3 separate regions of the Mus musculus genome follow, and regions 2 and 3 are each linked to region 1. The links are chromatin loops, found by intact Hi-C in ENCODE. Cell type or tissue: left cerebral cortex. All regions are shown on one strand.

The links. A loop is a pair of places that touch in the nucleus more often than their neighbours do. Peaks named below come from ENCODE experiments on the same cell type or tissue, not always from the same donor. Only the 100,000 strongest peaks of a DNase experiment are listed, where the experiment ranks them.
Region 2: it touches region 1 in a loop (2.7-fold over the local background); 3 of 42 quality-filtered maps call a loop at or near these places.
Region 3: a loop joins it to region 1, with 2.1 times the contacts of the local background. A loop is called at or near these places in 3 of 42 quality-filtered maps.

The regions. Positions count from the first base shown.
Region 1 is chr8:12,482,041-12,490,040 of GRCm38, reverse strand. No RefSeq gene overlaps it. Among named protein-coding and RNA genes, the nearest start is that of Gm33532, 9.7 kb to the right of the region's middle. In left cerebral cortex, no CTCF peak of the experiment used is centred here; DNase peaks (open chromatin) are centred at 3,359, 3,803 and 7,801; H3K27ac peaks cover 248 bases.
Region 2 is chr8:12,391,760-12,399,759 of GRCm38, reverse strand. Sox1 (SRY (sex determining region Y)-box 1) reads right to left here and starts at 4,241. Exons shown (of 1, transcript NM_009233.3): 1 at 205-4,241. The coding sequence starts at 3,399. The coding sequence ends at 2,224. The region is part of intron 1 of Sox1ot (Sox1 overlapping transcript); the gene reads right to left. In left cerebral cortex, a CTCF peak has its summit at 7,996 (motif pointing left); DNase peaks (open chromatin) are centred at 4,243, 4,480, 4,850, 7,616 and 4 more places; H3K4me3 peaks cover 3,715 bases; H3K27ac peaks cover 1,406 bases.
Region 3 is chr8:12,425,505-12,433,504 of GRCm38, reverse strand. Sox1ot (Sox1 overlapping transcript) reads right to left here. Exons shown (of 8, transcript NR_027975.2): 3 at 7,382-7,742; 4 at 6,598-6,726; 5 at 3,467-3,998; 6 at 2,774-3,355; 7 at 1,082-2,070. Among named protein-coding and RNA genes, the nearest start is that of Sox1, 34 kb to the right of the region's middle. In left cerebral cortex, no CTCF peak of the experiment used is centred here; DNase peaks (open chromatin) are centred at 688, 2,242 and 3,279.

The sequences.
Region 1 (8,000 bases):
TAAGAGCACTTGTTGTTCTTGTGGAGGACCCAGGTTCCACTCCTGGGCCCCATGTGGTGGCTCACAGTCATCTGTAGCTCTAGGTCCAGGGTCCCCTCTTCTGATCTCTTCAGGTGCCAGAATTTCATGTGGTGCACACACATGCAGCCTGAACACTCACACACACACAAATAAAATAATAAGCAAAACATTAAAAATTTAAAAAAACAAGCACGCAAGCAAGGTGAGAAAGCAGCGGGGCACAGGCCTTAAGCAGCACCCTCCTTTTTCTTCTGTGGCAGGCTCCTGCTCCAGGATCCTTCCCTGTTTGAATCTATCTTCTCTCAGTGATGGACGGTGAGCTGAAATAAAACCTCTCTCCTCCTTGTGTTAGGTTTCCGTTGCTGTGAAGAGACACCATGACCAAGGCAACTCTTACAAAGGGCAACATTTAATTGGGGCTGCCTTACAGGTTCAAAGGTTCAGTCCATTATCATCATGGTGGGAAGCATGGCAGTGTGCAGGTAGACCTGGCGCTAGAGGACTCGAGAGTTCTAATCTTGATCCCCAGGCAGCCAGAAGATTGTCTCTTCCACACTGGGCAGAGCTTGAGCATCAAGGCCTACCCCTACAATGACACACTTCCCCCAACAAGGCCACACCTATTCTAACAAGGATGCTCCTCCGAATAGCACTCATTCCCTGTGGGCAGAGCATTCAAACACCAGAGTCTATGGGAACCAAACTTATTCGAACCACCACACTTCTTAAAAGAAACAGAACCAACCTTCTTGCAGAGGACTGGAGTTCAGTTCCCAGCACACGTATTTGGGCAGCTCAGACTACCTGTAACTTCAGGTCCAGGGGTTAGATATGTTGTCCTTTTCTGGAATCTGTGGGGACCTGCACTCACATGTATGCATATCCATACAGAGACACAGGTATACAAATGAATAAGAAATAAAAAATAAACTTTTAAAGGGAAAGTAAAATTGATTCCGTGAAGACTCACAGTGAGAGTCTTGAGACTGGGTCTAAGATAGCCCAGATTGGGCTAGAGCAGGCTGAGACTAACTGTCCGCTCTGATTACTGTGTCTACTTGACATAAGTTATCACAGAGAAAGGAACCTCAGCTGAGGAAATGCCTCCATGAGATCCAGCTGTAAGGCATTTTCTCAATTATTAATTAATTAATGGACAAATGGCCCAGCTCATTGTGGGTAGGGCGGTTCCTGGGCTGGTGGTCCTGGTTTCTGTAAGAAAGCAGGCTGAGCAAGCCATAGGAAAAAAGCATCCCTCCATGGCCTTTGCATCAGCTCCTGCCTCCAGGTTCCTTCTCTGCTTGAGTTCCTGTCCTGACTTCCTCCAGGGAAGGACTATGATCTGGAAGTGTAAGCCAAATAAAATAAACCCTTCCCTCCCTGTGCTTTTCGGTCATGGTGTTTTTCATCACAGCAATAGAAGCCCAAACTAAGACACTGAGATGAGCTTCCGGTTCCAGCTAGTAAACCTGTAGGCTGGGATTACATTACAAGCCCATGTGGCTTTTACCACTTCATTTTAGGCAGTGCTGGGATCAAACTCGGTCCCTGGTGCGCTGGGCCAGTCCTCTACTCAATAAGCCATATCCCTGAGTTGAAGATGCTTAAAGCCCATCTTCCTGTGCTTTGGCTTATCTCCCTCACTTCCTTGCTGTTCCGAGCCCTTCGTGTGTGTGTGTGTGTGTGTGTGTGTGTGTGTGTGTGTGTGTGTGTGTGTGTTTATGTATAGCTTGGATTACACTGGCTCATCTTCTCTGGTTTTATATTGCATCTGCTACACCTGCTACTGCAGAGGCCTTGGCTCGAATGCCCTCTGCTCCTTGGGGAGTTTGTTCTTGGGATCCTGTATCCCCCTCAGTGCCTTGCTCAGAGAAGCACACACATCACACAGAGGTGACTGATTCACAGTCAGTCACTCTGGGTCTGAGCACCCTGGCTGCCTTAGTCAGGAAGCCAGAACCTCACACTCAAGACACCTTCAGAGCACACTCCATCTTCTTTTTTCTGTCCCGGAGGCCTAGTTAATGATGCTCAGTCACAGTCTTTTCACTTTTTTAAAAGACGCAGATGGGTTTTAGCTGTTGGTCAAACGCAGGGTGTGGTGATGAGTCCTTGGGTAGCTTCTAGGGTGTTCTGGTCGGTCACAGTGATGTGTGGGAAGTGACATGAACTGTCCCTAAAGGCCTCTGTGTCCTCCTTGTCCATCTATCCTTCCCTCCTGGCATTCCCTCACCTTCAACATTGTTCTTTCAGAGAGTGGGTCACATCTGAAGTCCAGCTAGCTGAAATAGTCCCTGTTTTTGCAGAGTCTGTACTGCTTGCTGGTCTTGTCTTGTCCCTTATATTCAGAGACTTGGGCTGCTTTGGGGAGAATTAACAGAAGGAAGTGGCTCTTTAGCAAATTATGCTGTCCTTGCCCTGGCAGCCATGTTTCCAAGAACCCCTTTCTTCTCAGTGTGAGTGATGGAGAAGTAGTTAATTAAAAGCCTTCCCTCTTCACCCTCAATCTACAGGGTTGGGCCTTGTAGAAATCCTGGCAGTCTTAGCGGTACCTCCCCCAAATTCATTTCCATTGTAACGGACGCTCTTCCAGGCAGGGTGGAGCAGGAGGATCCAGCTGTTCTCGCCTCTCTTCCAGAGTCGGTGGATGCGTTCTGGGCAATTATCTAGCTTGTGTTTTTGTTTTAATGAGCTCCTGGTCGTTCCTTGGGTATTTTTTTTCCCTCCGTTAATTGCTTGCTTCTCATCTCGTTTATCCAGGATGTCAGGGGGCGGAGCACTCTAGAGCCACCTGTCCGAATGGCCTTGTAGTGAGGGCATTCCTTAAGACAGGAGAGGGGCACTGCCTGGCAGCCTTGATTGCTGGTTCCGCCTCTCTACCCTAAGACTGTGAAGTCTTGGCGGCTCATTCTCCCTAGCACCCACCCTTCAGTAAGCCCTTTCCTTCTTCACAAGGAAACAGTGGTGGCCGGAATACCTCAGCCACACTGACCTCGAACGAACCCGAGGCAGGTCAGGAGTAGAGGAGACAGGGCAGTTCTTTGCCGCTTATGTAAGGAGCCAGCGGTGCGTGGGTTCTCTCAGGAGTCACGTCAGATGTACCCTGCACTTCTGGCCTGTCCCTTTGCCCTTGAGTTGCCTGGCAGGGTGGCAGCCTCTTTGGCCATGTGAGCTGGCGAAGCCGGGGCTGTCTCTCTGTGTGGTCCTTTTATTGTCTGTCTGCCCGGGAAAGGATCCAAATCTCAACTGTAGCCCAAGATGTCCAAAGTCCAGAACGCTGGCTGATCCAGGCAGCCGAGGAAGTAAACAGGTTTTCATGAGCCTCACAATGGGCCCAAACAAGGGCTCTGCAGCCCGAGCGAGCCTCCGAGTGTACTCCGCAAGAGCATCTGCTCTGTGGTCCTGGCAGAGAGAAACTGGGAGCTTTGTCTCCCTTTTGAATAACCCAAAACATTAGCCTCTAAAAAGCAGATTGGATCGTGCCCCGCACCAAAAGTGGGCTGAAGTCCTACAACCCAGCTCCTCCAATGAGCGACCTTGTTTGGTGATGGGTCACTCACTGCAGATGGAACTGGCAAAGCCAAAATGAGGTCACATCGGAGTGGGGGGCTGTATCCACTACAACCGGTGGATGAATGGGGGAGTCTGGATGCAGGCTGGAGCACAGGGAGGGAGGCAGGGAGAAGAGGGAGGCAGAGATGGAGAGAGGGGTGCAGAAAAGGAAAGAGAGAGACAGAGGAGGCAGAGGTGGAGGCGGAGGTATTGTGCAGATTCCAGATCTGGGCAGGCCTGGGACAGATCTCCCCAGAGAAACCTGGCTGTGCCACCCTTGGGCTGTGTCTGGGTCCTAGAGACTTACTTGTTCTTGCTTCCAAGGCCACCTAGGGTGCTGTGCTTGAGGACAGCTCCAGAACATGGAACCAAGGAGACGGTGATTGAGCAAACAATATAAAGAGCCGCTTTTCTTTCTGGCTCCCAAGACACAGACTTGTCTCCCGTTTCCTGTGGATCTCGTGGCATCCATCGACCATGGCTGCTGAGATGGTCCCTCTTCCAAATGTCTGGCTGGCTCACTGAGTTTCTTCTGCTTTTGCTTGGTGCCTGATTTTCCTGGGGTGACTCCCCTCCCCTTTAACCCCGGGGCCTCTGGCCTCAATGAAAACTTCCACCTGGCACCCACGCACGTACTTCTTTACCCGCCCTGCCTGTGCTGCCCTACTGCACATTTTATTTCCTGAGCTTTTAAAACCCCCAACCCCAAAGAGTGCAAATTCTCTTGTTGAATTCTTGTCTTTTAAGGATATAGAACACTGCCCAGCAAGCAAAGAGGGAGGCAGGTAAGGGTTTATTAAACATAAAAGTTCTCAGCGCTAAAGAAGGACCTTGAAGCTGGTGACAAGAAAGAAGCTCTGCCCACGGATTTCTAAGTGGGTTTCAAAAGAGGAAGTAGGTTTTGACTGGTTCTCTTATATGCTAATTAGGCGAGAAACTAAGAACCAATCAGGAGAGAGCCCCGCAAACCCAGCCATGTTCTCAATTAAGTCTGTGGCTCCAACCATACCCTTTGATGTTACCAAGGATGGCGATGGGGTTGGGGCACAGTATCGGGAAGAGCTTGTCCCTTTGGGTCTTACCCCAGAGTGTCTGTCTACTCCCTGCCTGTCTGAGAGGCCTGCTTCAGCTCTGCATACCGTACACTTCTGCTGAAATATTTTCTCCGTCTTTGACAAAGTAAGCATTTTGGCTGTCTTGATTGGAACCTTCTAGAAAGAAAGCTGCACCTCACGTGCCTGTCCTGAAGGCAGAGCTGCTTGGGGTGCTCCATGCTTGGGGGACTTTTCCTTCAGGAGCTGCTGCTGAGGGGTTAGAACCCCAGTTGGCTCTAGCTGGTGCTGGGTGGCTAGGAGGGGCTGAGAAAACCTCCCATCATACTTTGCTCTAACAGAATGTAGGAGGGGACCCCTGACCTACCTGCCCATCAAGGGCCATGCTGAAGGACCATAGTGTGTCACATCATAGGAATCAATGTCCCTGAAGGGACAGCTTTACTGTTCTTCTTGTCTAAGCTAGATTCATGTTAGGGCCTCCATTCTTCCGTGTTTGGCAGGTTCAGAGGAATCACGTGACGAATGAGGCAAGCATGTGGCTGCTCTGGAACCCCAGATGCAGGAGGGCTTCCTATTGCTTCTTCAGCTGTACTAACAACAACACAACACAGCTGCCTGCGCGATGGGGACAGGTGACTCAGCGTGTCACGCTCTGTGTGTTCTCTATAGAGGGGCACAATGGAGGATTCTCTTCCCATGCGTTTCCTCTATTCTGCCCGTGTCCTTTTGGACTTGCCCTTCCTCAAGCCATACCTCAGCCCTGGGCTTTTTCTAACTTGAGGTGTGCGCCTCCCAGCTACCATATTGTCTTGGAAATTGTCATAGGAAATCTCTAGAGCAAAGGGACATGACTCCTAAAACAGTTTCTGAAGGTGGCTGTCCACAGACACTTTCCAGTCCAGGGATTTCAGTGTAGGGGTGTAGCTTATGGGCTCCCAGTAAGTCCAGGTGGTAGCACAGGAGACCTGGGAGAGAGGCTGTTGTGGGAACAACTTTCTGAGCCTGGGCACTCAAGTCTGTATGCCTTCAGGAAACCAAATATGTTTATTTGGGTAAAGATTATCCAAGCGACTGCCCACTTTCTTTGCACACGTAGATATACATGCACATACAGGTAGAGGACAGAGTTGAAGTTGGGGGTCCTCCGTAATTGCTCTCCACCTTAATTTTTGAGACAGCATGGTGCACTGAACCCAAAGTTTACTGATTAGGCTAGGCTGGATGGCCAGCAATCTCATAGAGTCTGCCTCACCCCACCCTAGGGGCTCTCAGATAATGTGTTCTCGACACCATACCCAGCTTTTCACATGGGTGCGGGGCGGGGGGGGGGGGATCAAACCCGGGTCCTCTGCTTCAGTAGCAAACGCTTTACCCAAGGAGCCATCTCTCCAGCCCTGAGCATCTTTAGAATGGACATCTTGTATCCTTGGGTAACAATTAAAGTAGTCTAATGGGACAACCTAGAGGGAGATAGGGACTGAGAGAAAGGACAGTGCCTGTGAGCTAGAGGTCAAGGCACTTAAGTTCCAGATGAGCACGAGAATGCCCTCTCAGATGCCAAGAACACAACGAGGTCCTGGGAGTCTGTGGGTAAAGTGATAATGACTACAGTCCTGAGGCATGGTAGGGAATGGCACAGATGAGTACACACAATGACCTTTGCCTCCTCACACCAAAGGTCAAACTCTGTCACATGCCCTGCCCCCAGTCATTTCAAAAAGACAGCAGCCTGAGCCTTTAGTATCAGTATTTACCTGCTAGCGCAGAAGAAAGAAAACCCTATGTATTAAGCACATAGAGGCCTTTTTCAGTCAGATCTTGGAGAACTAATTTCAAATAATTATACAAACAGTTCCCACTTCACCTGGCAACTGGGAGGGGTGCTCCTCTCCTCACCCGCTGAACTTTCCATGACCCCCTCCTTGTTTTCACGTGGCATGGAGAGCTGCTGATGCGAGAGGCACATCTGTGCATCTTCTGCATCCACGAGGCTCCAGAGGACTGAATCCTTAGCTGGGCTGGAGATGCCTCACAGTTCACGTGGTCCTCAGGGTTTGCTGACGCAAACACAGGGCCAGATAGAGAGTGGACCGGCAGGCAGACCTGCGCTGGCTCGGGCAAACTAATGTCTACCTATCATTAGAAGGTGCATTCCAAGGCCCCAGGAGTTAGAAACCCAGACCCAGGAAGAGTGCAGGTTCCTGTGTAGACTAAGCTTTTCCTGTATGTGTGTTCCATGCTGAAGTTTAGCTTGTAAATTAGGCACAATGGCAGATTAATAGTGACAAGTATGACTGTAACAACAGCCTACACAAAGGTCTCTTGCTCTGTCTCTCTCCACCTCTCCTGCTCTTCCCTGCTTTCTCTCACAGGAAGCACGATACTCTGCTTTGCCAAATCCATGCTAACAGGTTAACACAGCAGCCCTGACTGGGTCAGTAAGGGAAGGGTCACTAGGGAGCTACTGAGTGACCTCTAGGTGGACAGAGTGCCCAGCATGGGCCTGCTGGACTGAGAAAAGGCTCGCGCAGCGACTGGGATGCAGGCAACCCCGAGGCTTGCTATGCCATTCAATGGAAAACTTGGAATTTCTATCATTTTTCTACTCGACATTCTATAACATTTCCACTTAGCTGGGAAGGAGGCCTCTCAGGAAAGGAGACTATAGTATATGCTAAGACCCTGAACTAGAAAACCCTGTCTGAAAGTGCTAACAGACATTTGCTGGGCCGGGGCTTCCTTCACCCACCGCTCACGTTGCACTCCTAGTGACTCCGACAGCAGACTAATTGGAGTCACTTCGTTGGCCATCTGAGGTGCCACCTGTTAACCTCCCCAATGGTTGGGCCTAATTAAGACAGTTTGTGGGGTGCACACAGGGAGGAGGGGCACCCAGAAGGGAGCACTCTGAAGCACAGGAGGCCTGCAGTCACCTTAGTGTAGGAACCATGACTCTCCATGTGGGCTTGCTCTTGGAGAGCCACCTCCAGCTCTCTGAGTAACACCGGGACAGGCTTCTGTATGCAGCCTGATCTCACAAGAAAGGGCCGAGAGAGGGAAACAGACACAGGCTGAGAGACAAAACAGAGAGCAGGGCAGATTTCGCTCAAACATTTCTACTTGGCTCTACGGTCTGCACCTCGAGCTGAAATCCAGCAGATCTTAACAAGCCCACGTTCACAGCTATGTTCACAGCGCTGCGAGGCCCTTTCAGCTAAGCGAACCAGTGACACGTGAAATCTAATTAAAGGGCAATTTATACATTTGCAGCTTTTCACATTCTGTGCGAACAATGATCGTCCACAAGCCACACAGTTAACTACAGTTTGCATTAAAGTCATCCCCCCCACTTGGGGGGGGGGCATGTGACTA
Region 2 (8,000 bases), 90 kb after region 1:
TGTTGGGGGCCAGTCTGCAAAGGTCTTGGCGTTTTAAGGGGGAAGTGGGTTGGACTCTAAACACTCTCTAGAATTTCCCTGAGGCTATTGGGGCATTTCTTCCTAGACTGCCACAGAGTGTGGCCTCCCTCCTGGACTCCTAAGCGGTAGGCTAAGCAGCTCTAGAAACAACAAAGCAAAACCCTAAAAGAAAAACAAAGAAAGGAAAAAGGGAGGGGTGTTCTTTTATTACCTCATCAGAAAGCAGTGGGCGTCATTCTTGAATCTCTTGCAATCACTTTAAGGAATGAGGGGTTTAAGCAAAATCATTAAATGACTTTAAAAAAAATCACACGTGTCACTTGTAATATTAGCATTTATACTGAAAGATATTCTCCAATGTAGGTTGAGCTCTGGTCTTACTGAATTGCTAGATTAAGTCCACTTTTGAATGGCTAGTCCATATTCATTCCAAGAAAAGAAATTGGGAAAAAATCAGGGGAAAGGATGCTGAAAATAGTATCATTCCCCATCTGGACTTAAAGAAAATTTCCTTCAAAAATAGAATTTCATTCTAATGTCATGATTAATTTTAAAACATATTTGCTACAGTATAACTTTTAAATGCAATATTTAATGCTGTCAGATTACTTGAAGACAAAGTTTTACAGGGAACTTTAAATTCCAGGGGGGGGGGACCTGCAATATACCAATAAACACCTAGAAAAAATATAATTAAAAATATTTAAAGCATCAAACAACCTCAAGATCTGGTCAGGAATGATAAACACAGCATTCTGTGTTTACATTCCCTGGCAATCTGCATCCCGGTTCACACAGGAGAGAGTGTGTGTGTGTGTGTGTGTGTGTGTGTGTGTAAGAAAATCGGTAGAATTATGTTGGATTTTCCCAGAGAGGAATCGGGAGGGGATGGGATAAGACCTGGGTGAGAGACTCTGTGGTGGTGAGGTCTGGGTCAGGATTGCTTCCTTGAAGCACAGGAAGATAATTTCACTTACAATTCCAATTACAGAGAAATCAAAGGCACGCTGTCTTGGCGGTGGCTGTTGTCCCTATCCTTGGCCTTGTCCCACCACTGAGCACAACCCATCCTCCTTCTGAGACCCAGCTGCCTCAAAACTGCTACAGTATGCAAAAGGCAGAACCACAGGAAAGAAATGCAAAAAAAAATAAGCCAGGGCCATGGCAGTTAAAACGCTAAACCATTAGGAAGCATTTTGTAATTACTTCCCTTCTGTGTCAACTTGAACTCTACAAAATAATCTATGGAGTTTAAGATTTCTCTTTCCCCACCGAATAAAGTCACGGAAACGCTGCACTCCGCTTGGTGGGATTTCCTTACTCTTGGGCCCTGCAGATAATTTCTCCTCCAACAGATTGCTAATTGTATTTTGAACTCATAAAACATGCATATAAAATTAGCACGTTTCGATTTCACAGGGAAACGGGCTTTTCTCTCTTAAATGTATTGATTCAAATTTGATGCATTTTGGGGGTATCTCTCTTTGTTTTTTGCTTTTAGATGAAAGACTTGCAGGCTATGTACAACATCCGACTCCTCTTCCCCCCGTATCGCAACGCCTAAAATAAAAATGTCACAACGCATTTACAAGAAATAATACAAAACAAAACAAAAAATTGGAAATGCTCGGATACAGAGATTTACAAAACCCAGAATATAACTCCACCGTCTGAGAGGGGATTGCGGTATAAATTAACCAACCAACCCAAAAGAGCGGTAACAACTACAAAAAACTTGTAAATGTTTGGATCTGCCTTACTTAGATTTATAACAAGTGAGAAGGGCTCGAGGTCCGTCACTCGGCCTCAGGCAGAAGAGCTGGCGGGAAGTAAACCCCGGAAAAAGTTACAGAGCCGGCAGTCATACAAAAGTTGGCATCGCCTCGCTGGGTTTTTGTCTTTTGTCCTCCGAAGCCGAGAAAACGCTGTGTGCCTCCTCTGCGGACGATAAATACTGTACAAAAGGTCTCATGAAAACACCAAAGTTCAGTCTAAGAGGCCAGTCTGGTGTCAGCGCCTCGGAGTCCTGGGGAAGGTGATGGGGGCAGATGTCACCTGGCGCTCGGCTCTCCAGAGCGGCCTTTTATCGAGAGCGCGGGGACCTCGGTACAAAGTCGGGCTCTGGAGGCTGGGGCGCAGGCCTCGCTCTTCGTCGCCGGGGCGCCGGCCTTAAGCCGCAGTGTCCCCGGCGTCCCCGCGGCGCTAGATGTGCGTCAGGGGCACCGTGCCGTTGACGCCCGCGCCCGCGCCCTGGTAGTGCTGTGGCAGCGAGTGCAGCCGGCTTTGGGCCGCCGCAGCCGCTGCCGCCGCCGGGTCGCCACCCTCGCCGGCGGGCAGGTACATGCTGATCATCTCGCGCAGGTCCCCGGGACACGGTGCCCGTGAGTGAGCCGGGGCCGGCGGACTGCCGCTCGGCTCCGACTTGACCAGAGATCCGAGGGCGCCCAGGGCCCCCGACGACGCGGCTGCCGCGGCTGCCGCTGCCGCCACCGCCGAGTTCTGGTGCGCGCCGCCCGCAGCGGCGGCGGCGGCGGCCGCGGCGCCGTAAGGGATGCCGCCGTAGCCCGAAGGCGACGCGCTCATGTAGCCCTGAGAGTTGGAGATGGGGCTGTACTGCAGCGCGCCCATGTCGTAGCGGTGCATGGGCTGCGGGTTGTGAGGATGCGCGTGCGGATGGTGCGGGTGCGGGTGCGCCGGGTGTGCGTGCGGGTGCGCGCCGCCCGCGCCTGGGTGCTGCCCGTAGGCCAGCTGTGCCTCCTGCATCATGGCCGCGGCCGCAGCCGCCGCGGCCACCGAGCCGGGGTAGGCGCCGTTAGCCCAGCCGTTGACATGCGCGTAGCCTCCTCCCGCCGCGCCGCCTGGGCTCTCCAAGCGCTGGCCCACCGCCGCCGCCCCGACGCCCACGCCCACACCCATGGCCACGGCCGCGCCGCCGCCACCCGCGCCGGCCGCTAGCAGCCCGCCGGCCAGCGAGTACTTGTCCTTCTTGAGCAGCGTCTTGGTCTTGCGGCGCGGCCGGTACTTGTAATCCGGGTGTTCCTTCATGTGCAGCGCGCGCAGTCTCTTGGCCTCGTCGATGAACGGCCGCTTCTCGGCCTCGGACATGACCTTCCACTCGGCCCCGAGGCGCTTGCTGATCTCCGAGTTGTGCATCTTGGGGTTTTCCTGGGCCATCTTGCGCCGCTGTCCGCGGGACCACACCATGAAGGCGTTCATGGGCCGCTTGACCCGATCCTGGTTGGCCTTGGTGCCCCCGCCGCCGCCGCCGCCCCCGCCCCCACCGCCGCCCCCGCCCGCCCCGGCCGGGCCCGAGAGGTTCGTGGGCGCCTGGGCGCCGCCGGGCGAGTGCAGGTCGGTCTCCATCATCATGCTGTACATCTGGGCGGCTAGCGGGTTCACCGGTACCGCAAAGAGAGGGCCTGGAGCATAGACGGCCGGGTGGGGGTGGGTGGGTGGAGAGAGGATCAGCCCAGAGAGACTGGGGGGGGGGGTGTGTGTGCGGTGGGTGCCTAGCGGAGAGAAGGGGGTTGGGTGGAGGCCACAACAACAACAACAACAAAAAAGAGGCAAAAGCACACGCACTTAGCGCGGGTCCAGCTCGCAGGTGGAAAGTTTCTCCCGGTGCACAAACCACTTGCCAAAGAGGCCGATGGCCAGGTTGATTGCTGCCGTCCGGTCACTCAGGGCTGAACTGTGCAAACAGGTGCAGTCGTGGCCAAGTTGAGGCTCCACTTTCTGGGTCTGAAGCGGTGCCCCTGGGCCCGACGCAGGGTTCGCTGCCTCCTCTTGTCGGCTCGAAGTCTCCGTTCCTGTGCTGGCTTCCTTGGCGGCTTCCAACTCTGGGACCGCAACTTCTAGCAAGGCGGTGCGCCGCGTGCGCTGGGCATGTGCTGGTCCCAGGTGCCTGGGGGGAGCCAGGCGCTGAGGGGGACTCGGAGGGGGGTTCGGAGGGGGCGATCGCGGTGCAGCCAGGGAGGGGGTTAGGGACAGCAGTGGGAGTGCCAACGCGAGCAGAGAGCCAGAGAGCTGTGCCGCTGTGCCCAGGACAAGCTGTCCGCTGCCTGCCCGAGGCCGTGCGCTCGGAGCGGAGGCGCACGCGGGGCCGGTGGCGCGGGGGGCCCAGCAGCCATACGCCGGGCCCGGGCTGCCATTAAATGAGCGCGCCGCGGCCAATGGGAACCGGCGGCGGCGGTGATTTGCATGGCGCGCTGGCGAGTGACGTGGGGAGGGAGTAGATACACTGGGCGCGGGCGGCGGAGCAAGGAGGTGGAGGAGGAGAGAGGGGGGGAACAAGGGCAGGAAGGAGGGGGAAAAGGGGGCGCGGGGGGGCGGGGTCACAGCCACACTGCTTCCTGAGCGCGCGCGCGCGGCGGCGACGGCGGCGGCGGCGGCGGCGAACCCAGAGCTCGCCCCCTTTGCCTCTCCCCGCCCGCGCGCTCCGAATGATTAACGATTGGGTTGAAAACCCAGAGGAAGAAAGAATCGCTGTCGGGGGAGGCGGGGGGAATACAGCCCTGGGTCGTGTTTAAATGCGCTCATTGGAGACCCAGCTCCTCCCCTGTCCCCAGCCAGCCAACTCTGTGCCCGCTGGGAAGGGGAAAGTTGGAGATAGAGGCCTCACTTTGCACTCAGCTCAGCCGGGAGTGCAGAATAACAGCGGTGCGGGGGAGATCCTCCCGGGGGGGGGGGGCTTAGGCCCAAAGTACCTCTGCTGGGTTTCAGGCCAAGCGGGGCGGCTCAGTCTCTCCCACCCCTGGCGCTCGGTGCATTCTCAGAGCCTGCAAAGGCCTTTACAGATTCGGGATCTATAATTCGGGTCTCCGTGGCAAGAGGTGCAGCGGTTTTTGTGTGGTGCTACGCTCCTAGCTCCCTAATCTACCCCGAACTTTCTTGGGGGAGGGGGTGTCTTTTAATGGAGCGGAGTGTTATAGTCAGGTGCCAATTTACTCTATATCCTCTTGAATTTCTGCGAAGGTCAAAACCAAGATCTAGCTGGAATCTTGTTACTCCGACAGTAAAAAGAAGTTTGTGGAAACAGCAAAAGAATACCTACCTAGCCTATGCTTTTCTGAAGCGATTCTCCCAGAAGCTGTTTGCCAAAGGATTTTGAAAATCGTGTGAACTCGGGTTTGCGAGGGTGGGGGTGGGGTGCGGGCGCTGAAACGGAATTGGAAGGTCCAGTGACAGGGCCGCCTTTTTGTATGTTGTTGTTTTTGTTTCTTCGTATGTTGTGAAAAAGAAAGGGCAGTTCTGGGGATGATCAAGACATACACAAATGGCCGTAATCCATGAATCTCAGAACAAATATGATTCCGGGATGTATAAGAGATTTCCAACCCCACCCCAGGCTACTTGGGATCAGACCATCATGTCCAAAAAAAAAAAGGGGGGGGGAGTTATTGTAAAGGCTTCTTCCAGAAAGACCTTTAGAGTCTACAAGTTCTTCAGATATCCTGGGGCGGGGTACAGAGGGGAGAGGATAGAGTTTCTACTTCTAAGATCTAGGTGCTTCGGGAGGTTGCTGGTGGGTAAAGCAAGCCTGGTCAGATGCCTGCAGACCGCCTCGCGTGTAATCCAGAGGCTCTTCTGATGACAGATAACCCGGATAATAGCAAGAATACAGGTGTTCCAATATGTTGGACGGTGAACATATGACAGCCCCCCCCCCCACTAACAAAAACATCTGAGGCTGTGAATTTCCTGACGCCGTTGCTCCCTTGCTATGATTATTACAGTGGTTTATTTTATTTTATTATTATTTTTTTTTATCTCAGGTTGTTACAGCACAGTACAGCCCTCAGCCCGATTGAGCTTTCATTTCAGGCCATTCAGCACTTACTAGAAAACTCATCAAATAATATAGAATTGTGCTAGAAGGGAAACATCGTTTCATATTTTTATAAACATCTAGGTCATAAACTTAGTTTTCAGCTACCTTCTTATTTCAGCCATCAAGTTTATTAAATCTTTTGATTTGTTTCACGAACTACCTACAAATATCAGTTACATTGTAAATGAACAAAAACGAATAGGACTATTGTTTAAGAATGCCGTAGAACCATTTTCCTTGGATAACTTAGGAGGTGATGGGTGTGCTGGGAGATCCGCTGTGTTAGGGCAAGTCAGCAAGACTGAAATAAAGGAAACGGTTTACAAATTATAAACTATATTATCCACTTAGCAATTGAAAGATTTCTTTCTTGTGCTTTTCAATTTAGATTTTAAACTAAATAGCCAAAGACCCCCTGAAAATGCTTTGTGTAAATCAAGCCTGGCACATTATTTTCCATATCAATGGGGCAATTTATTTTATAAACACCCTGCACTCCAGTGAGCTTTGCAGGAATGCTTTATGCCTTAGGAAACTTGGATAGATGACTTTGAAACAGTCTCATTTCTTCCTACCATAGGGCTGAACATTGTTTCCAAATAGGATGTTACTCTTGTTTTCTAGGACATCTAAATAGGAGGTAAACGGCATCACAATGCATACTGCCATGTTGGTGTTTGGCATTCTGGGAACTATTCTGCAGAAGCAAGTCCAAGCTGGTGCAAAACCTATGGGTGCCCACCTGCAGAAGTATGAAATCAGAGATGCAGGTGTAACCTGTTGCCAAGTGACAGAGAAGATTGGTGGTTGCAGTCTGTGCCAACTAAGCAGTGGTGGGCATGGTGTGCCAGACCTCCTTGTGCCTTCCATCCTGGTATGAGCAGAGGGTCCTGTCAGTGACAGCTTCTGGAAGTCTCCTTCTGTTTCCCTATCTATAGTCACTTCCCCAATGGCTTCACAGACACAAAAAGAACAGTCTACAACCAGTTTGATAAACACTTCTGTCTGCTTCCCATCTCCCCAACGGCTGGGTGGGGCTGCCTTCCTAAAAACTATATTCTTTAGGATTTGAAAACTGCACTGTGTCCAAGTAAAACTAAGAAAAGTCCAGAACCCAAGGCAAGGGATTAGTTTCACTGTTGACTGACCAATCTTTGTTCTCTCAGCAACTCAAAAATCTCATGGTGCCACTGCTCAGAATGCCAAAGAGCGACTTTACAAAGTGGCTAAGTTTTTATTCAACCTATGGTTATAATCCTTCAAAAATTCAAGTCAGCTCATTGCTAGTGGGAATTATTCTGTGTGCAGGCATGGGTGCTTGTATATGTCAGTGCTCATAGATAAATTATGAAGGCTTGTATATATGAAATTATGTGCCTACACTCTTGCACAATAGTCTTGACTTTGAAATAAACCAAGTCCTGGGTTTTAAACACTTTCAACTCGAACCCCTGACATAGAAAAACCAATACTTTGGCTCCTTTACACACACCTTTGTGCTCATGAGACCGAGAGGGCCCCTGTGGACAGAAGCCCTTGTCCTTCTTTTTGAAGGCTGGCTCTGATACATCTATATATGGGTTTTTAAGCTCAGCATTAGTCTCTCAGGCTCCAAACAAGTTGGGTACGTTGGGGACCATGCAAGACTAGAAATTATTTCATATGGGGTTCAGATTATCTGCCCTGATGACAATCTCCTCCTCGCCATGCTCAGAACATGATTCTCTCAAGGCTGGTGGAGACACTTGGAGGACAGAGGACACATAGAGGTGTCTCCTGGGAGCTCCCCGGGGCAAAGGCTTGCAGGCTCTGATGTACCCTCACAAGGCTGAGAGAATAGTTGAAGAAAGATCTTTAGCGAACCGAAATGACAGTTTGTGGGACTGAAAGGGGAAAGTTAGCAGCAGGAGGAAGAAGCAGCAGAGAAAACTTAGGAGAGATAAAGAACGTCGGAAGAGGTCTTTGAGGCCATCTCGGCCAACAGGAGGCGCAGATTCAGGGCGGAATGGAAGCAGAGTGGATCTGAGAGGCTGGGAGTCCCTGTCTCAGGACCTGCTGCAGGGAGTAGAGGGCTGCGCACTGGGCCCGAAGCCCCTAGGCCTGTCAGTGTGGACCCTGTAGCGGCGCGGGCCGCGATCGCCGTCTGCTG
Region 3 (8,000 bases), 57 kb after region 1:
CCCCCACTCCCCTGCCCGCCCCTACCACTTAGTAGGCAGTGAGCCTGAAGACCAGAGGGATGCACTTGCAGGTTCGGCAGCAGGCACACTACAGGCCACCCACTGCTGGTTCCATTCTCATTTCTTACACCAGGAACCACCATCCCCTGGCCAAAGAACATCTCTTCACAGTCCAGGTTGCAGAGAAGAGGGTGGGGGAGGCAGGGAGGGAAGATGGAAACGATGATATGAACCACTGATGCTTCTGTGAAGGGAGCTGAGGTGGTCTGAGAGTGCTGATGCAGCCAGCCTGCTTGCTTCTCTAGAAGGTGGCATTTGGAGTTCCAGCTAAGGAAAATGACCTTGGCATCTGCGGTTGCCTCTTGCTCCATCTCGTCATCCAGTCTCTTTTCAGTGCACTTAAACTTGCAAGCAGCAGCAAGAGACAACAAAAAAGCCTCCACATCTTAGCCCTTTAAGCCAGACGCCCCACTTCAGAAGCCAAGGCTAGTTTGTAAAGTTTTCAAACCCTCTAGTAAGAAACTGCAAACTTTCCCTTGCCCATGCCCTCCTCCGGTCCCCAACAACAGAAGCAGCTCTGGACATTGAAATGTGTCACAGACAGAAACACTCAAGACAAGGCTGCTCATGAATTCGGGTCGTATAATTTTCAGAGTCTACATCTTGCAATGATGACATTACTCTGGCAGCCAAGGGTCCAGGGCGGCCAGTCTGAGCAGCTGCTCCCAGCTTTGAAAGGCCCCGGACAATGGGTGCACTGTTCCCAGGGTTGCCCTCCGGCATTTGCATAGACTGTTCTGCCTGGTTGACCAGGGGCTGTCCAGCTCAGCATTGTCCACATATCAGAGGTGACAGGACTCAGGTGAGAGCTGAAGCCGGAAGGCCTCCAGAGGGCATGAGGATGACTGTCCTGGGAACCTTAGCTCGGCTTGCTTTGCAGAGATTCACATGTTTGCTTTCGCTGCTGGAGAGGAGGAACCAGGAGACTTTTAAGAGGAGCTTACAGAGGCTGTTGCAGAAGCATCCTGGGGTACCACCTAATCTAACAATCTAATAATGTGATGGACCAATGGGTGGTCACTCTTGGATGTTTAATATGCTGACAAAATGGAGGCGCACAGTTTCGGCTTCTGTGGCCTAAAGCTGTCACAAGCTGATGCCCAGCTTTCACACCTACAGAGACACCGTTGCCCAGGCGCAGAGACCTCACACACCAAGTGGTAGTTCCCTCGAAGCTGATGCTTTGACCTCAGCAGAGAAAGTTTTTGTAGACAAGTATTCTCCCTAGAGCTTTGGCACCACACACTCCACCATCTTATTTTATTTTATTTTATATTTTAGGTTTTTTGAGACAGGGTTTCTCTGTACAGCCCTGGCTGTCCTGGAACTCACTCTGTAGACCAGGCTGGCCTCAAACTCAGAAATCCGCCTGCCTCTGCCTCCCAAGTGCTGGGACTAAAGGCGTGCGCCACCACTGCCTGGGTACAACCCACCGTCTTTAACTGGAACAGGTAGGGCAAGGGGCTGAACAACTAGGATTTATTTCCACGCCCACAGTTCCTAAGTAAATATTACTAACCCTTGTAGGACCAGGATCCCGAAGGAGAAAATTCCAGGGGAGGGGCCTAAGGAGTAGCTGTGGGTGTGGTAGGGGTGAGGCTGGGAGATCAAGATGGGAGGGAACATTTTTCTGCATCTGAATAGACCACGGTCTGAAGACTCAGCAGCATCATTTTCAGGTTAAAAAGCTCTTTATATAGGCAGTTCTGTGCCTTTACTGGGAGCTAATCAACCTCTCTCAGGCCGGAGTCCCCACAGGCCTGTTTCCTTCCTCTCTTCCACATCTTCTGTGCGCCTAAGTGCTCGTAGACCCCCAACCCGAGCCCAAACAGGTGCTAGCTACTGTGCAGCATCCACTGCAGGGAGCTGGCCAGCTGCTGGCCCCCGCAAGAACCTAGGGGAAGCTTCCGTGTTCCCACCCGTGTTCACTGCGGATTGCAGCACCGCTCATCTTGGGAATATAGCGATTAATCCAGCCGCAGGTTTCCAGATAAGTGACTGTGATGGAGACTGTTGGCGAGAAAATAGACAATTATCCGCTGTTAGCTTTACATAAAGATCGCATTAACTCAAATTAGTTATCAGACAAAAGAGCGTCGGCAAGCGCGCCCTGCCGGCCCGCGCCCTGCACGCGGGCACCTCGGGGTGCAGCCGGGCAAAGCGTGGGGCTGGGCTGTGGCTTCGAGACGTGGGGCCGGGAGTGGGAGGACGCGGCGGGAGGGCTCTAGGCTGGCGTTACTCGTGCTGTGCTGGCCTGGATGGGGCGAGGGAGGGACATAGGGGCAGCCTACGGAGCCGGATCGGCCGGCCCCTGAACTACAACAGTCCCACCTCAGTCTGTCCCACGCTCGTCCCTTTTGCAAGCTCTACCCTGGGAGCCAGCCTGTCCCCGCGACCTGTAGTTCTTTCGTCTCTGGCTGTGACGTCGTTAATTCTCCCAGGCAGAGGCGGCTCTCCAGGCTCGCCACTGCCCCGCAGGGTGCACTGGACAACCTGGTGATCTGATCCTGCGGGGCTACCAGCCAGTATTCCCCGCCCCTGAACCCCCCACCCACCCACCCACCGCCACCCACCGCACTTTCTGAAGGTCGCTCTCAGTATGACTCATAGAGACGAAAAATGAAGACAAGCTGAGGGGGACCGGGCCCGAGCAGGGATAGGATGGGGCTGAGAGTGGCCTGAGGCAGGACCACGTCAGTGCGGCCTCGATTACCAAAGTTACGCACTGTCCACGCACTGAGCATCTTCGCTACCCTCCTTCTCCTGTATCCCGGTTAGCCTGGACACCGGCTTTCACCCGCAGGATGGATTTCGCTGACCGCTGTCGGTGGGAACAAACGCAGCGCCCAACATCCCGACGGGTTGCAACGCCCAGCGGGGTCCCCACTGCTGCAGGCGCGTACTGGCGGTGGCGCTTGCGCCCGGCCGGCCTCCTTGGCCCCAGGGTCCCCGGTCCCGCTGAATAGGGCGGATAATGACCCCCGGTTCCCAAGGCAGGCTCTCTGCTGCCTGGTGAGCCTTGGATTTGTGTGGTCCAAGCCTTTCCCAGCTTGTCCCATTCTGTCACCGGGATAAGGGGCTCCCTCGGCTCGTTTGCACCTGCGTCGCTTTTGGCTCCTTCAGGAATGCGCTGAAGCTTGTAATCAGCTTTGTGAAGCCATTGAGTGCACGGCTGAGTGAAACTTCCAAAGCTCGAGGAAAACTGGCCGGCTGAATAGGAGCCAGCATGGGGCTGCTCTCCAAGCCTCCGCGCTGCCAAATTCCAGCAGAGCGCCTCACAATCGCCTTCCCCACACTGAGAAAAGTGAGAAAAGAAAAGGAAAAATACCAGTCACCGGGGTTAGCTGTTTGTTCCCAGATTAATGGCAAGCGGCTCCCTCCTACTCCACCCCTCCACAAAGCTCACCAGTTCAGGAAATATGACAGGGAGGGGAGGGCAGTTATTAATAGCTCCCCAACTGATGTCACCCCCCCCCCGGGCGGGGGTCTTCTGGGTCTCTGGAGGGGTCCTCCATTCCCAGTTGTTGAGTTGAGCTCCATGTGCCTTAGGCCCAGCAGTTGAAGCTTGTCTTTGCTTGAGTAGAGCGGAGGATGAAGCCATATAGAATCCTTAGCCTAGGCTTCAGGAAGGAACCACTAAGCACCGGGCTCCTTCTATGCAGGCCCAGCAGGGACCCTGCATGCTGGCCCCTTAGCAACAGGTTCCTGGGTCTCTCCTTAGAGGAGCACTCTCACTTCCAAGACTCCCGTAATACCGTTTCTTGGTGACTCCAGTAACAGAGGTGCCTGCAGGGTGACAGCCACTACAGGTGCTTCTCCTTCTGCTTCAGGCATCTGGGCTGTGATTTCTAAGAGCCAACTACTTAAGACAAGTATTTCCATGTGCCGCAGAGGCCCTGGCTGATTCTCTCCCACTCAAGGTTAGTGAAGGCTCCTCTCTGCAAAACAAAATCCTTACCAGTCAACAAAAGACCAGACAGCCTGCAAAAGGCAAAACCATCCTTTTCAAGGTCCAGGTATACCTGGATTCTGGATGGCTGCTCGTCAAGGGAGGGCTCCTCCTTGGGAAGCCACAGTAGGTTCTAGAAACAGTGCGTGCAGTGTCCCTGTAGACAGAGGCACCGCCAGTGTCTACTTTGTGGATGCTGATCTGAACTCAAGTTTCAGAAAGGAAAACTAGAACCCTTTCTCTGTATCACTCAGGAGACCCTTAACTTAGCAAAGCCCCGTAAGAACCTCCCAGAGAATAGAAAGCAGAGGCCATATTGTGATGGACACATTAAAAACTTGCCTCACAATGGCTCTGGATTTTCATAGCTAATGAATTCCTTCCACCCTGAACAGGAAGTCTTTTCTGGGAGCACAGCTACTCGGCTCTTGTTTGATCCAGATGTCCATGTATGCCCTCTAGCCAAGAGAAGCTCAGTCCTGTGGGGTTCTTGCTGCCGTACCTTGCTTCCGTGGGGGGTACTCATGATGTCTGACTGTGGCTCTGTGCTATAAATAGTCCCCTGGTAGATCGAAAGGCTTAATGGGCCTCTTTAAATACCTAACTTATTATAAAGCCCTGGGGAGAATAACATTAACAGGCAGGGAGGAACAAGAATCAAGCTCCTCCTGTAGCAGCCCTATTACAGTGCTCTTGGTTGCAATCCTTACGGTGCAGAGTGGGCAGGAATTTTCCTATTTATACACCTTAATGTGCAGAGGGGGCTAGAGCACTTGAGAGGGTGTGAGAGACAGCCTGTCTGAGCAAGGAGGGAACTGAACTTACAGAGGTGGAGGGAGTGTCCCAGAATTGCTAATCAGGAGGATTCTGGCTACTTTCAGGTCCACCGGAAGGAGCTGCAGCTGGCGCACCGTTCTGCAGTCAACCATGCTTCGCAGCGGCCGGCGGACTAGTGAGGAAGCCCTCCCTTTCAGACAGACCAGGAGGAAATGTGGGACTCAGAGCAAAGTTACCTGACTGGGAACCCAGACTGTACATGCTCACTCAGAGGCTCTGAGCCACTTTGAACATCCCAACTCGCGCAAGCCACCCACGCTGACAATCAAAGTTTACTTTTTTTTTTTTTTCATTGTAAAGTTCGGCTCCATGTCTCCTGCAACCCCACTCATTCCAGCCACTCTCAGCGACAAGTCAGGAGGATCTGCGGCAATTCAGAAATGAGTGAAATTTTATTCCTGGTGGGGGCACTGGATTAAGAGGCTGGGAGAGTGTGAAGCTAGTCAACGTGTAATTGCGTGATAAGGCTCTCACGAGGAATTTATTGGCCAAGTTGCTATTTCTATTCCTTCCTAATCTGGTTTAGCACATTCGTTCTGTGCAATCTGTCTTCATAATCTCCTGTAGCAGAACGGCAGCCAATGGAAGCTCGCGTGTTTGGAGAGTGCAGGAAATATGCAGAAGCGCGATAAACTGATGCTAATTACCCATATTTAGGGCAGCAAGTGCAGAAGATCAAGGTTTACAAATAACAAGCCAGAGCCGATGATGATGGCTTCCTTGTGTGGAATGTATCGGAGGGGACCAGATAAGGGTTTCACGGGCAGCAGGGATTTATTGGTCAAAGGCTGTACCTTCCACTTCCCCACTTTTATAGCAGTAAATTATTTCGGCTAAATTCACCAGAACATCACTCTTTCATTTGGCGATGTGCCGTGACTTGCTCTTTCTTTGTGTCCATTCAATGCAAATCCTTGTAGTTTAACATCAGCTGATAAGAAACAAATAATTGAAGTAATAGGTAATTCCCTTCACACTGTGCACATAGGAGGGTCCAGGGGAAAATGAGCCCAGGCAAGGAGCAGGGGCTGAAAGCAAAGCGGCTTCACCTTCAGCCCTCGGACCACATGTCTAGTACCATGAGCTCACAGCATTGCCTCCTGCGCGTGGCATGGCCTGCTTGCTCACGAGGAGAATCACTTCCGGCGTGGCACTAGCAGAGCTGATGCTCTTGTCTAGAATCCTGATCAGATGATGACAACGATGACAATGACAATGAAGAAGACCATCAAATTATACCCAAGTATAGCGTTTCACCCTCTCACCACCACAGCATGACCATGACTTAGTTTGCCATCAGCCCTGTTCCCTCTACAACTCCCGGCTCTGAGAACAGACACAGGGAGGCCTGGGAAGCTGGTGGCAGGTGGAGGATGAGGGTGGAATTCTTGGCAATGCAGTAGCTGCTTCCTATGGCCTTGAGAGAACATTGCACAGCCACCTGCTGCAAACCTGCACAGCGGTAGTTTTAACATTTGTATGTTAAGTAAATGCAGCCCAAGGGCTTGCTTCATTCTTTGAGAAATTGCTAGGGTTTGTCTGTAGCCTTCTCAGTTGGTAGTGGAGATGGGCAAAGGGCATTCTCTGTTAGATGCATGTGGCAAAATGCTCTTGAGATAAAAGGAGCCATGCTCTAGTTTGGGGGCATAATTTACAACTCCTAAATAAGAAGGGATTAGAAAGGATAGTTGATCTTGCCACAAATTATTTTTATTCTCAACCATACAGACCACGAATTCTGTAATGCTTACCTCCATGGGCATGAATGTTTCCTTGGTATTCCAGCAAGCCCGGGGTGTGTTTTTATTCCATGTACCACCGTGGAAGGGGGAAAAAGGGATGCCAGTGGTCGGCTGTTGAATCTGAGGGTGCATCCAACTCTAGAAGGATAAAGACATTCCATGTGTGCATCTTAGAACCCAGAGCAATTGGGGTGAGAGGTTTAATTAACTGTATAATGAGTCTGTAACGTTTTGCCAAAAATATTTTAAAAACATGCCCATTGTACTGTGAGAGTTAACTTGTTATGAATTAGCAAGCGTACTAACAATAGTGTGTGGCTAACACAATATACACGCCATTGTTGCACATGCATTCCAAAATTATTCATTTAGCTGGGCATGGTGGCATGAGCCTTTAATCTCAGGACTTGGGAGGCAGAGGCAGGAGGATCTCTGTAAGTATGAGAACAGCTTGATCTATATAGTAAGTTCCAGGGCAGCCAGGACTGTATATAGAAACCCTGTTTCATATAACCACACTCTACTATTACTATTACTGATGATGATGATGACTTAATAATTTACTCATTGGGGAAAACAAATATTCTCCCTTAGGAATAGTCAGAGAGGGGTGGGGCAGTTCAGGTTTCCTGGGAAACACATCGATTAGAGAAAGAACCTGTTGCTCAAGTCATCTGATAAGTTCACATTCTCAGAAGTTCATTTATTCCCCCCCCCCACCTGAACATTCCTGTGCCCAAGTGACTGACTGACCCACTTCACTCTGGCCCACGTGCTTAGTGAAGTGACTTACCTGGGCCATGCTTGCCGTTTGAGTGGACTTGGATCTGCAGAGCCAATGAGATGATGTGGTCACTTCCTCCCCCCTCGGTTGCGGGGAGTTAGTTCACAGGTCTGACTTGCATCCAGCTTCACCTGTGTGTGTCTTGTGTGCAGTCCCGAGACAGCTTCGTGGCTCCCTGAGACCACTGGTTGTCTGTGAAGGTTAGTAACCCTTATTTTCAGAACACGCTAAGTTGAGATGATATTAACCAATCAGTCTGCACCAGTGGGAGCTGATCTAAACATTCTTTTTAAGTGAATGATTTCTTTTTAAATTGGCTTGTGTCCTTGAAGACAGACACAGGGACCAGCTTTGACCTCATAGAGTATTCCTGAAAAAGCATAGAGAAAATTTATTAGATTATTATTATTATTACTAGTAGTATGTATGTATGTATGTATGTATGTATGTATGTATGTATGTATGTAAAGTACGTATGTCCCCTTCAAGTATGTATGTATGCCTCTGCAGGCATGATAATGTGTGGGTGGGTGTGATCATGCCTGTGCCCTTGCAGGTGTATGTAGGTGTGTTTGTTCACGAAGGTGTGGGCAGGTATGTTTATCTGTGCAGATGTGGGCATATATGT